Linked DNA regions of Mus musculus: region 1 is linked to region 2. A link is a contact called in ENCODE Hi-C data. All regions are on one chromosome and are shown on one strand. The core of a region is the stretch at or near the end of the contact, and the rest is flanking DNA. Distances in the headings are between cores, read along the strand shown. Region 1 has its middle 20 kb from the start of Gm36199. Region 2 holds the start of Fgd2 (FYVE, RhoGEF and PH domain containing 2).

The links. A loop is a pair of places that touch in the nucleus more often than their neighbours do.
Region 1: a map of T-helper 17 cell shows a loop between it and region 2 (2.5-fold over the local background). The contact joins the enhancer-like site here to the promoter of Fgd2 in region 2. A Hi-C loop is called at or near these places in 1 of 37 maps with a recorded cell type or tissue (T-helper 17 cell).

Annotation. Positions count from the first base shown.
Region 1 is chr17:29,411,672-29,417,416 of GRCm38, forward strand. No RefSeq gene overlaps it. Among named protein-coding and RNA genes, the nearest start is that of Gm36199, 20 kb to the right of the region's middle. Within about 2 kb of position 4,105, at least 2 of the 3 ENCODE cell types and tissues checked have a DNase peak (open chromatin) inside an H3K27ac peak, as active enhancers do.
Region 2 is chr17:29,356,610-29,362,587 of GRCm38, forward strand. Fgd2 (FYVE, RhoGEF and PH domain containing 2) reads left to right here and starts at 4,305. Exons shown (of 16, transcript NM_013710.4): 1 at 4,305-4,548. The coding sequence starts at 4,484.

The DNA.
Region 1 (5,745 bases), core at 2,855-5,354, 55 kb after region 2:
ATGCATCTGGCCTTGACCACAGGAAACCTTCCCAGAAGGACGCTAGAGAGAGAGAGACATGTCCCTACCATCCAACTGCTCTCTGTAAGCACCATCAATGGATGCCAGACTGCAGTCTGGGAAGAGGGATGTTGTTGGGAAGTTCTGCTGTGATAGGAGCAGGGGTAGACAGAACATACAGTCTCTCATGGGAGCCAGGGAAGAGGGAAGGGCTGTCCAGACCTGCCTGCATCTCCAGCCCCGCCTGGGAAGAGGACACCTGATGAGAAACCGCTGGCCTTGCTGTCCCCTGGGGAGCCAATTGTGTCCTCTTAAAGAGCAGTGGTGACTCACCAGAGCACCCCGCAGCTTGTCATAAACATCCCCCGAGACACCCAACTCCCTCAGCCTTATTCTATATTAACTCAACCGTGCTCCTTAGTTCCATAATTAATTAGGTTTCCTAGGTAGCTCCAGACTGGGAGAGGGTGTCCCAACCTGTGGGCACAAATATTACTGACTCCACAAGAGCTCCCACGTGTCCTATGAATAGAAAAGCCTGCCCCCTCCAGTCTCTCCTTCTCTTTGGAAACGCATTGGCATTGGTTGCTTTGGGAAAGGTGAGAGGCGGCCAAATAGCCTTGATTTGAATAACTAAAATGTCAAGGGCTACACCAGTCATTCAGTGGGAGAGTACTTACCCAGGCCTTAAGTTTGATTCTTAGAACTACAAAAGAAGACAACATTAAAAAAAAAAAAAAAAGTTAAACTTTTTGGCTCCTGACTATAATCCCATCAGAGAGCAAGACAAGAGAGCCGGGGAGGAAATGACGTTATTGGTAGTGTGCTTTTGTGGTATTCAATAAGCAGGCTCTGGTGGCACATGCCTGGCCTTGAAATCACAGCACACAGTACACGGAGGCAGGAAGATCAGAAGTCGCAGGTCATTCTGGTTTACATATTGAATTCTGACATAGCCTGGGGTACATGAAACCATGTCTCAACAAAAGAACAGACAAGGGCTGGGCGGTGGTGGCACACACCTCAATCCCAGCACTCGGGAGGCAGAGGCAGGTGGATTTCTGAGTTCGAGGCCAGCCTGGTCTACAAAGCGAGTTCCAGGACAGACAGGGCTATACAGGGAATCCCTGTCTCGAAAAACCCAACAACAACAACAGACAGACAGACAAAGGCTGGGGAGATAGCTCATTCAGGAAGTGTTTGCCACAGAGACACAAGGACCAGAGTTCAATTCCCAGGTCAAAGTCAGGGGCGTAGCAAGCGCTCAGTGGCCAGCTAGGCAGGCTTAATTGATGTGCCTCAGATCCATCCTGAGATACCCTGCCTCAAACAGCAAGGTGGGGCTGTCCAGATGGCTTAGTGAAGAAAGGCATTCACTGCCAAGCCTGACGACCTGGATTCAATCCCTGGGACCCATGTGTCAGAACCAAGTCCTCAAGGTGTCCTCTATTCTCCACATGCATGCTTTTGGGGCACAGTTGCAGTGCACACACACACACACACACACACACACACACACGAACATGGTAGTTTTAAATTTTAAAAGCTTTAGGGGCTTGGAGAGCTGGCTCAGCGGTTAAGGGCACTAACTGCTCTTCCAGAGGTCCTGAGTTCAAATCTCAGCAACCACATGGTGGCTCACAACCATCTGTAATGAGATCTGATGCCCTCTTCTGAAGACAGTGTACTCATATACTATACACAAAATAAATAAATATTAAAAAAAAATTAGAAGCTTTGTGGACCTTTGTCTTTAATCCTGGCACTCAGGAGGCAGATGAACCTCTGAGTCTGAGACCAGCCTGGTCTACATAGTTTGTTCCAAGCCAGCTAGGGAGACCCTATATTAAATAAATAAATAAATATAAATGCAAGGTGGATTGCTCCAGAGGAACTGACACCTGACATGTTTACACACACACACACACACACACACACACCAAAGCAATGAAATAAAATAGATTGAATTGCTCCCCGAGCAGGCCTAGGCTCCAAGAGTGACTGACTATAGCGCTCCATTCAGGAGGAGCTAACCAGTTCCTCAGACCTGAGGCCAGAGTGACTGTCAGGAGCGCAAAACCTGATGGGTACAATTGGAAAATGTTTTTACACTTATCTTTTGGGGAGGGCGGGAGGGTGATGGGGGCGGAGCATGTGTGTGAGTACCACAGCCTGAACCTGGAGGTCAGAGGGCAACTTGCAGGAATCAGCTCTCTCCTTCTGCCATGTGGGTTTCAAGGATCAATCCTGGGTCAGCCGTGGCAGCGAGCGCCTTTCCACGCTGAGCTACCCGGCTGACCATTCACTTCATCTTAAATTTAACAACTGGTACTTGCTTCTGTTGTCAAAAATATGTAAGGAGGGAGGCAAGAGATGGCTCAGCAGTTAAAAGCATGCACTGCTCTTGCAGAAGACCAAGGTTTGGTGGTGTGTGTGTATGGGAGTGGTGTGTATGTATGGGGGTGGTGTGTGTGTGTGTGTGTGTGTGTGTGTGTGTGTATCTTTCTGAGTGTAGGTATATGTATATGAACACTGTTGAGGCTCATCTTGAACTACTGGTTCTTCTGCCTACATATCCCAACATATCCCAAGTTCTAGGATTACAGATGCCCAGAAAAATATCTATACCTCTACCTCTACCTCTCTCTCTACCTCTCTCTCTACCTCTCTACCTCTTTCTACCTCTCTCTACCTCTCTCTACCTCTCTCTCTACCTCTCTACCTACCTCTCTACCTCTACCTCTACCTCTACTCTATCTCTACCTCTACCTCTCTACCTCCCTCTCTACCTCTCTCTCTACCTCTCTCTACCTCTCTCTACCTCTCTACCTACCTCTCTACCTACCTCTCTACCTACCTCTCTACCTACCTCTCTACCTCTCTACCTACCCTCTCTACCTCTCTACCTCTACCTCTACCTCTACCTCTACCTCTACCTCTACCTCTACCTCTACCTCTACTATAGCTAGCTAATTTTCCTGATTTCCTAATGTGGATAACTGGCAAGCAGTAAGTCGCATATATATTGGGGAAACAGTATCAGGAAAGGTCTGGTTTAGTTCATGGTTCTGTGCCAAGGTTAATTTCTTAACTTTGGCAACTGCACCCTAGTTATGCAACACATTAATTTTTGAAGAAGTGGACGGGTAAAGGGTTTAGAGGAAATCTCTGCCACTTTTCTATAAATTGAAAAATTAACCAAGCACTAATGGTTGGGTCCATGCTTAGAATCTCAACACTTGGTATGCTGAGGCAGGGGGATTGTCACCCCTTCAGGGGCTACCTGGTGAAGTTTCAAGCCAACCCAATTTATAGTACAGGACACTGCCTCAAGAATAAAAAAAGAGTTGTATTGGTGGTCCATGCCTTTAATTCTAGCCCTCAGGAGGCAGAGGCACGTGGATCTCTCTGAGTTTGAAGTTAGCCTGGTCTAAACAGTAAGTTCCAGGCCAGCCAGGGCAACATAAGACCCCATCTCAAAAGACAAGATTATTCCCAAAAGTATAAAACAATACCTCCTGTTATGTATGTAATAACATTATATCTCTGTTACAGATTATATATTTATTAATGTCTATTTTTTAAGACAGTCTTATGTATCTCAGAAGCCCAGGATGTCCTTGAACTTCTGATCTTTTTACCTCCATAAAGACCAAGAAGAGGGTGTTGGATCCTCTGGGACAGATGGATGTCCACCACTGTGTGGGTGCTGGCAATGGAACCCAAGTGGCTTGGAAGAGCAGCCAGTGCTCTTAATCCTGGAGCCATCTCTCCAGCCCCTTCTTAGATTATTTGTGTAAGAAGTTCCACCCTAAAACTAGATATAGTGGCATGTGCCTGTAGTCTCAGCACTTGGGAGGTGGAGGCAGGGAGGATCAGGAATTCAGGGGTAACCTGGGCTACACAGTGAGTCCAAGGGCAGCCTGAGTTACATGAGATCCTGTCTCAGAGAAGGTCTGGGATTCTGTTTTATAGTCAAGAGTCTGAGCCCTCTCACTGGATGCTCTCATCTCTGAGCTTCTATCCTAATGGCTGCCCCTAACCCTGTATCTTCTTTCTAGGATAGCCACTTCTGCCCACAGCAGTGAACCAGGACGGGGATGGGGATGGGAAATGGGGATTATAGGCTAGCAGGACTGGCCGTTCCCACGATAATGGGGTCCCTTCCAGGAGAGACTTAGTGTGGACCAAGGCTGCTGGGAAGGGCTGGGACTGGGCTGTTGCTTTCTGGCCTTTCATTGGTTGGTCAGTGACTTTCATCTCCGGCCAACTTCAGAGAGGACCTTAGGAGCAGCTGCTGCAGCCAGAAGGCAGGAACCCGCAGGTGGCTAACCCGGAGCTTCTCAGGCCCTGAAGCTGACATGTGATACAACCTGGGGCCTGCAGATGTCCTGGAGTCCAGGAGAGACCCACAGCTGCCTGCAGCCACAGGGCCTGGCCACCATAAGCTGGGTAGTCGATGTTCCTCTCCTGTTCTCACAGTAGATCCCCTGGCTCAAGCCTCCGCAAGCAGCAGAGTGCCCGCCCCCTCCATCCTTTGCAAGGTTCAGCCTCCAAAGCCTGCAGGTGGGGAAGGCCAGCCAGCAACAGTTCAGCGCTGCCGCCCTGAGGGACCTGGGCCAGGTTGGCTAGCACAACGCCTGCAGCCGGTCACCGGCCACCCTCCACCGTCCAGATGTCAGCGGCCCCGGCGGCCCTGTCCTGACGTGCACCTTCCCCTTCGCTGCCCCGCAGTGCACTTTGTCTCGCCGCAGCCAGATGTGCCGGCTTTGGTGCTGGCCGCCTCTAACGAGGTACATATGTGCAGCCTGGCCTGGGCCGCTGCTACCAAGGAGAAGGGAGGCCCCAGGAGAGAGCGGGCTGCAGCTGGCCACGCGGTGAAAAGGGGAGGAGAGTTGCTTGGGGAAGGACTCCTGATGGAAACTGAGCTGGGGAAGGACCGCTCTGCCTAATAAGGACCTGGCTTTAGCTGGGGGATGGGGGGGGGGGTGGAGTGTGTGGGGGTGTGGTCACTCTCCTCCCTGCTCAGGAATAACCTGCATCTGTCCCCTAGTTTTTCCCTAACAACTGGGGTGTTCTCATTAGTTGTTTCCCCTTCCCCCTAATCAGAGAAATCATAACCAGAAATAAAAGACAATTTAGAAAACTCAATATAAGCCAGGCCCAGTGACACACAATTGTAATTCCAGTTTCATGGACTGAGACCGCTGAAGCAGGAGGCTGGCTGTTGAAGCTGGGCGGTTCTGTGGGGTAGAGGACAGGCAATTAGCTGAGCTGCTACAGGTGCTTATTGCCACCTGAGTCCAAGCTCTGCCCCGCCCACCTCCACTAGGTGGACTAGGAGCCACCTAGTGACTATGTGGAAGAAAAGAATCAAGTCTTACAAGGCTTCCTTCCATCTCTCCATGAGCACAGTGATCATGCTGGTGCGCGCTACACACACACACACACACACACACACACACACACACACACACACACACACACACACACACATACACTCACACAGTAAGGCATGCATTATTCACCCAGGGTGCTCAGAGCCAATTGCACACGCTGTTTCACTGAACACTAGAACTGTCTTCCATGAGTTTCTATTGCAAACAGCACTGTGATGAGCAGCCTCTTGCTTGCACGGAAACAGTCCGATAAATGCAATCGTTGGAGGCTGGTGATGTAGCTTAGGCAACCATGTTTGCTAGCATCCATGCCCAGGTATGACATGGTATTCTTTTGTTTGTTCAT
Region 2 (5,978 bases), core at 3,055-5,554:
CATGAGCAAATGGTGGGGCTTCTGGCAAAGAAACAAGAGCCCGGCTGTCGTGGGGAGGGGCGGGCAGGGTGAGCTTCAGACAGACTTATTGGCTAGGCTGAGATTTTCCCCGCCCCTCTTCCTCCCTGTACAGCCAGGGACTGGTCGCCTGGGCGTGCACCTGCCCACTGGCAACGGTCACAAGTGGTCCTCTGCCCACACGTGATTGATCAACCAAGCTCCCCCAGCCCCCCAGGGCCTCCCAAAGACTAGGAGGTGAGGCCTTAGGGGGTAACAATGGAGCTGAAGCCAAAGAGAGCTTGCTGGAGATGTCGACCATCCTCCCTGGCTTGCCTGTCGTTTTGCAGGTGCGGTGTGAGGTTGACAGCTGGATTAGGACAGAAGAGGGGACACCCTGGGGAGGCAGATGCCTTCTCTGGAAGCTCACGGCCTGAGGCAGTCTTTCTGCACTGAGGGAGTGATGACTGTTCATTCTATACCATAGGCTTCTGGGGTGGGGGAGGGGCGGGGGGGCAACGAGGTACAGGGCTGGGAACATCCGTGCCCAAGCCCCGTCGCACAATGCTGAGGCAGAGGCTGAACCCTAACAAAGAGGGGTCTCCCAAGACCTGGAGTACTCAGAGGAAGTACCCTTAAGGATCAAAGTGACCCAGACTCTTCAATTTGTGACAAAAATGCTGTCACATCCCAAGGCAGGGGATTGTCTGAGGGGAATCCCCCACGCCCCCCCCACACACACACACACACTGTGAGGCAGGCCAACTCAGGAACAAGGCATGGCATGGCCGTGGAACAGACTTGTACCTGGGTGTTCTATTATTGGTTTTTGGAGATAGGCTCTCATGTAGCCCAGGCTGGCCTCAACTCACTATGTAGCCAAGGATGACCTTGAACCCCTGATCCTCCCACCTCACCTCCCAAGTACTAGGATTACCGGAATATATGTGACCCACTGAGCTTAACTTAATTAGCGTTGCTTGTGTGAGCATGAGCGAGAGCTCACTGGATGATGGGCAGCTTGTCACTGGCTACATTGTTAAAGAAAGTGACACTCTCTCCCTTAGTGACCATCAGCTGCAGGGAGTATGTCGGAGAACAGCAAAAATGCCTTTTACAAAAACATATATGTGGCTGTGTACATATGCATGTATGTATGCATGCGTACATATTCCATGGTATTCAGGTGGCAGTCAAAGGACAACATTCAGGAATCAATTCTCTCCTTCTATCACGTGGGTTCTGGGTATGGAACTCAAGGTGTCAGGCTGGGCCTCAGTATCCTGCCCTGCCCGGCCCCCACATACATTTTTTGTTAACCGCTATTGGCATTGTTCTTACTGGAGACTTAGTTCCACAGAGAGATTGTTATCAAACATCTCTTGAGATTCAATATAGTGGCAACATTGTTTTTTTGGTTTCTTTTTTGATTTTTCGAGACAGGGTTTCTTTGTGTAGCCCTGGCTGTCCTGGAACTCACTTTGTAGACCAGGGTGGCCTCGAACTCAGAAATCCGCCTGCCTCTGCCTCCCAAGTGCTGGGATTAAAGGAGCGCCACCACCGCCCTGCTTGTTTTATAGGTAGGTACACATGTATAAACATGTCAATAAAACAGTGTTACTTTGGGGCTGGTGAGATGGCTCAGTGGGTAAGAGCACCCGACTGCTCTTCCAGAGGTTCTGAGTTCAAATCCCAGCAACCACATGGTGGCTCACAACCATCTGTAACAAGATCTGACGCCCTCTTCTGGAGTGTCTGAAGACAGCTACAGTGTACATATATAATAAATAAATAAATAAATCTTAAAAAAAAAAACGAGTGTTACTTTAGTAATTGTGTAGGTATGTGTCCATTTACATGAGTGTGTGTTGATACTTAAGAGTCCCCTGGGTTTGTTTGTTTGTTTGTTTGTTTTGGTTTTTCGAGACAGGGTTTCTCTGTTGTAGCCCTGGCTGTCCTGGATCTCCCCTGGGTTTTTAAATACATACAGAAATAATGTCATTTGGCATTTGGGGTTTGCTTAATCAGGACACAGAAGGGAAATCGAAAGAGCCACACATAGGTGGGGAATGAACTCTGGTGTGGACTGAGAGGGCTCATGGGGGTGAATTATTCTATTCTGTCTACCCTCGTGTATGTTCTTCATTTTTTTATGACAAAAAGTGCAAGGGGATCTAAGGTATGTTCTTCATTTTTTTATGACAAAAAGTGCAAGGGGATCTAAGGACGATGCTCAGTTGGTAGAGAGCCTGGCCGGCTCTGCATCCTCAGCATGGCATAAAACTAGCATTGTGGGGCTGGAGAGATGGCTCAGCAGTTAAGAGCACTTGCTCCTCTTGCAGAGGCCCTGCATTTGGGATTAGTGAGACTTAGTCCTCAGGACTGGGCTGGCCTCTGGTGGCAAACACAGCTGGGGGGTGGGGGAGCTCAGAGGTGCAGGGTTGCTGGGCAGGAGGCTCCAGGCTCACAGCTACCACAGCAGAAACTCTGCCAGGCACTTTGGGCTCCAGGATGGCTCACACTTGATCCGAGGACAAAGACTAGCTTCAGTGGAGGGTCCTGGCTCAGGATCCATGGGAGAGCAATGAATGAATGGCTTTCCAGCTTGAATGAGCAGAGCAGAGGCGCTGGTCACGTGTTCTAGAAACCCTGAGTGACCAAGAGGCAGATTTCCCTAGGGTGCTGTGATCAGGGGACCCTGAGGATGGAGTGCATGGAGGTCACCCTCCAGGTTCCCTGGGTCTTTGCTGGAGTCATAGGACACTTACCTGGGCTTCAGAAATGGCAGTTCTTCCCCTGTTCTTCCTGGGTGACCTCAGTCAGGTGTCTTGACTTCCATTGGCCTCCATTTCTGATAAGGGAGCACACTGTGTAACACAGCTATGGGAGTGAAAGAGAGGAGACTTGTTAGCTCTAACCCATAGGGGCTCTCCAACCCGGGCCACTAGAGAAATATCAACATCATTAAGACAAAAGCATCCAAAGAGGTGTTGGGGACCACAGGACCCCTTCCTGCATATCCTCACAGTCTGTGGGGTTTTTTGTTTTGTTTGCCCTATTTTTCTTTTTTTTTTTTTTTCCGGACAGGGTTTCTCTGTGTAGCCCCAGCTGTCTTAAAAGTTACTCTGGAGCTGGGCGTGGTGGCGCTCGCCTTTAATCCCAGCACTTGGGAGGCAGAGACAGGTGGATTTCTGAGTTCGAGGCCAGCCTGGTCTACAAAGTGAGTTCCAGAGCAGTCAGGGCTACAGAGAAACCCTGTCTTGAAAAAAAAAAAAAAAGTTACTCTGTAGACCAAGTGGGCATCAAACTCAGAGATCTGCCTGCCTCTGCCTCCCGAGTGCTGGGACTAAAGGTGTGTGCCACCACCAGTTCAGCTTTAGATGTTTTTTTTAGGGTAGGAGTACAAGAGATACAGTGTGTGTGGGTTGGAGCCCAGAGGCAACCTGAAAGAGTCTGCATTTTGGGTGGAGAATTGGTTCAGAGGTTAAGAGAACTTAGAAAGGACCTAGGTCCCATTCCCACAACACCCTCTTCTGACCATTGTGGGTACCAGGCACGAATGTGGTATAATAGACTCACACAGGCCAAACACTCATACACATAAAAAATAAAAGTAAATAAAAAGAAAGGAAAAGTCTATTTTTTTTCCACCATGTGGGGCTCCAGGGTTAGACTCAAGCTGCCAGGCTTGGCTACAAGTACTCTTACCCCTGAACCATCTCAAAGCCCACCCCATCCGACCCCATTTTTTTTTTTGAGACAGGTCTCACGTAGCCGAATCTGGTCTTATACTCATTACGTTGTCAAGGAAGAACTTGGACTTCTCCTCTCAAGTGGGTGCCATGGGCATGTGCCATGATACCCAGTTCTACAGTGCTGAGGATAAAGCCCTGGGCTTCCCGCATGCCAAGCAAGCATTCTCTATCAGCTGAGCTACATCCCCAACCCTGTGGTCCATTTTAATTTAAAAGCTGTTTTTCCATCAGCAGTGCACAGCGCCAGATGCAAGGAAGATGCTGAGAATGGTACTAAGTAAAACATCCCTGAGCCGTCCCCTTTCCCCCCATGCAGAGAATTGGATATCCAGGAAGCTGCTCATCCCAGGATCCGGCTCCAGAAACGTCCTGTGACCACTGTTGCCACAGCCCGTGCCTTCTCTAACAGGACTGGGTAGAAGTATCTGAGAGGTAAAGGTCAGATGCCAAGAGGGCCGGGCAGTACTTCACAGGCTCCTCCCACAGCAAGGAGAGTTTGACAGGCTCCTCCCACAGTAGGGAGTGCTGGCCTCTCTTCCAAGCTACTGGGACCACTTCCTCTTTTTTCACTCTGAAGATAGGAACTGCCCCAAGGCAGTCAGAAGCGATGGGCAGATTCCAGGCTGTGGTAGACCTGCTTCACCCGCTGGCCAGGGAGTGCTGAGGGCACCAGCCTATTGCCTCCCTCCCTGCTTCTGGGGTAACTGAGGACCACCTTGCAGGCTAGCAGGATGGAGCGAGCCTGTGAGAAGCAGGACTCAGTGTGCAACCTGGTGGCTGTGTTTGAGAACAACAGGTACAGATGGTGGGGGAGGGGTCGAGCCCTTCTATCTGATCTGGTACTTTGGGGCAGCACCTGGGGTCCCTCCATCCTGGGTGCCTGGCAGTACAGGCAACCACTGCTCTTGTGGTAGTAAGCTGGACAGGGTGAGCATGGGAGATCTCCAATCCATGCACACACACATCCCACTCACACCAGGACACAAATGGGAACAGGAAGGCGGGACACAGATGGAATGTGGCTGACTGGGACAAAGCAGAGCCATGCTCACCAGGCCTCTCTCCTAAGTTCCTTTCTATACCTCAGGGCTTACTCTGATGGCCCTAGGGTGTGACTTGTTTGGTTCCCATCATAGGGAGAACAGAAGAGGGGACACAGGAACTAGCTTCTTTGAATTTTGGGGCTGTGCTGGCACTTGTGTCTGAAGGGAAAAGACAAAGCCAGGAGTGGGAGGGGTCCTGAGTGGCCTTGGAGGGGCGTGAGTGTGAGACATGAAACCGCTTTGCAGGCCTGTGGTTTGGGAGTGCCTTTGGTCCTCTGGAAGCAGATAGAGGTTGGCCTCAGGAGGCTTAGGGGGAAGCTGTGGGGACCTGAGAGACGAGGGGAGGAGGGGCAGGTGGAGGGAGGGGCTGAGCCCTGGATTGTTGTAGAGGGTTCCAGAACCCGGGTACACCACAGTGAGTCCCCATGCCTTCAGCAGCTAGATGCTGGGTAAAGCAGCACTCTTACATGAAGATAAGGAGTCTGCCACCAGAGTCCCCAGCCCTCGGGAGCCACAAGAACAAAGCTTAGTGCCTAGAGTTCTGTGGAGGATGCAGGGGTAGATTTCTACTTGTGATACAAAGTTCCGTCCTTCTGAGACACCAGGCCACAGGCTTTAGATGCCCTGGGAAGGCCTCCACGCTGTGTTGTGGGCCTGCAGGCCATGCACAGGAGGTGCCTGGGGCCTCCACGTGGAAGCCCACATTCACCCCTGCAGAAGTTTCACTTCCTGGGTGAGCAGCCTGACTCTGCCTCTCCAGGAGCTTGGCTGAGTGCATCCTATTCAGCACCTGGGACAGCTCATTCCCACCGCCCTCTTGGCCCACCACACTCATGCTGGAGGGGGCGTAGGCTCATGTAGATGCCAGCCCTTGGGCTACTGAGTGGTGTCTGGCTGCACCTTGCAGGTAGAGTAGCCATACAGAGGAGTGGGTCACTAGAAGCGTGGTCAGGAGTGTGAGAGTCAGGCTCTGAGCAAGGGGACCATGCAGGCGTCTCTCTGTGGAGCCCTTGGTGCCTAGCTGATCTGAAACTGAGGGCTAGAGAGGAAACAGGCACAGGCCTGAGTGCTTAGAAATGCAGAAGCTGAAACCAAATGTACAGGAGAAAAACCTGAGACTCAGCACCCTCTCACCCAACCCCCTCTCCCTGGCTGCAGGCCCTGAGGCCAAGGAACTCCATTT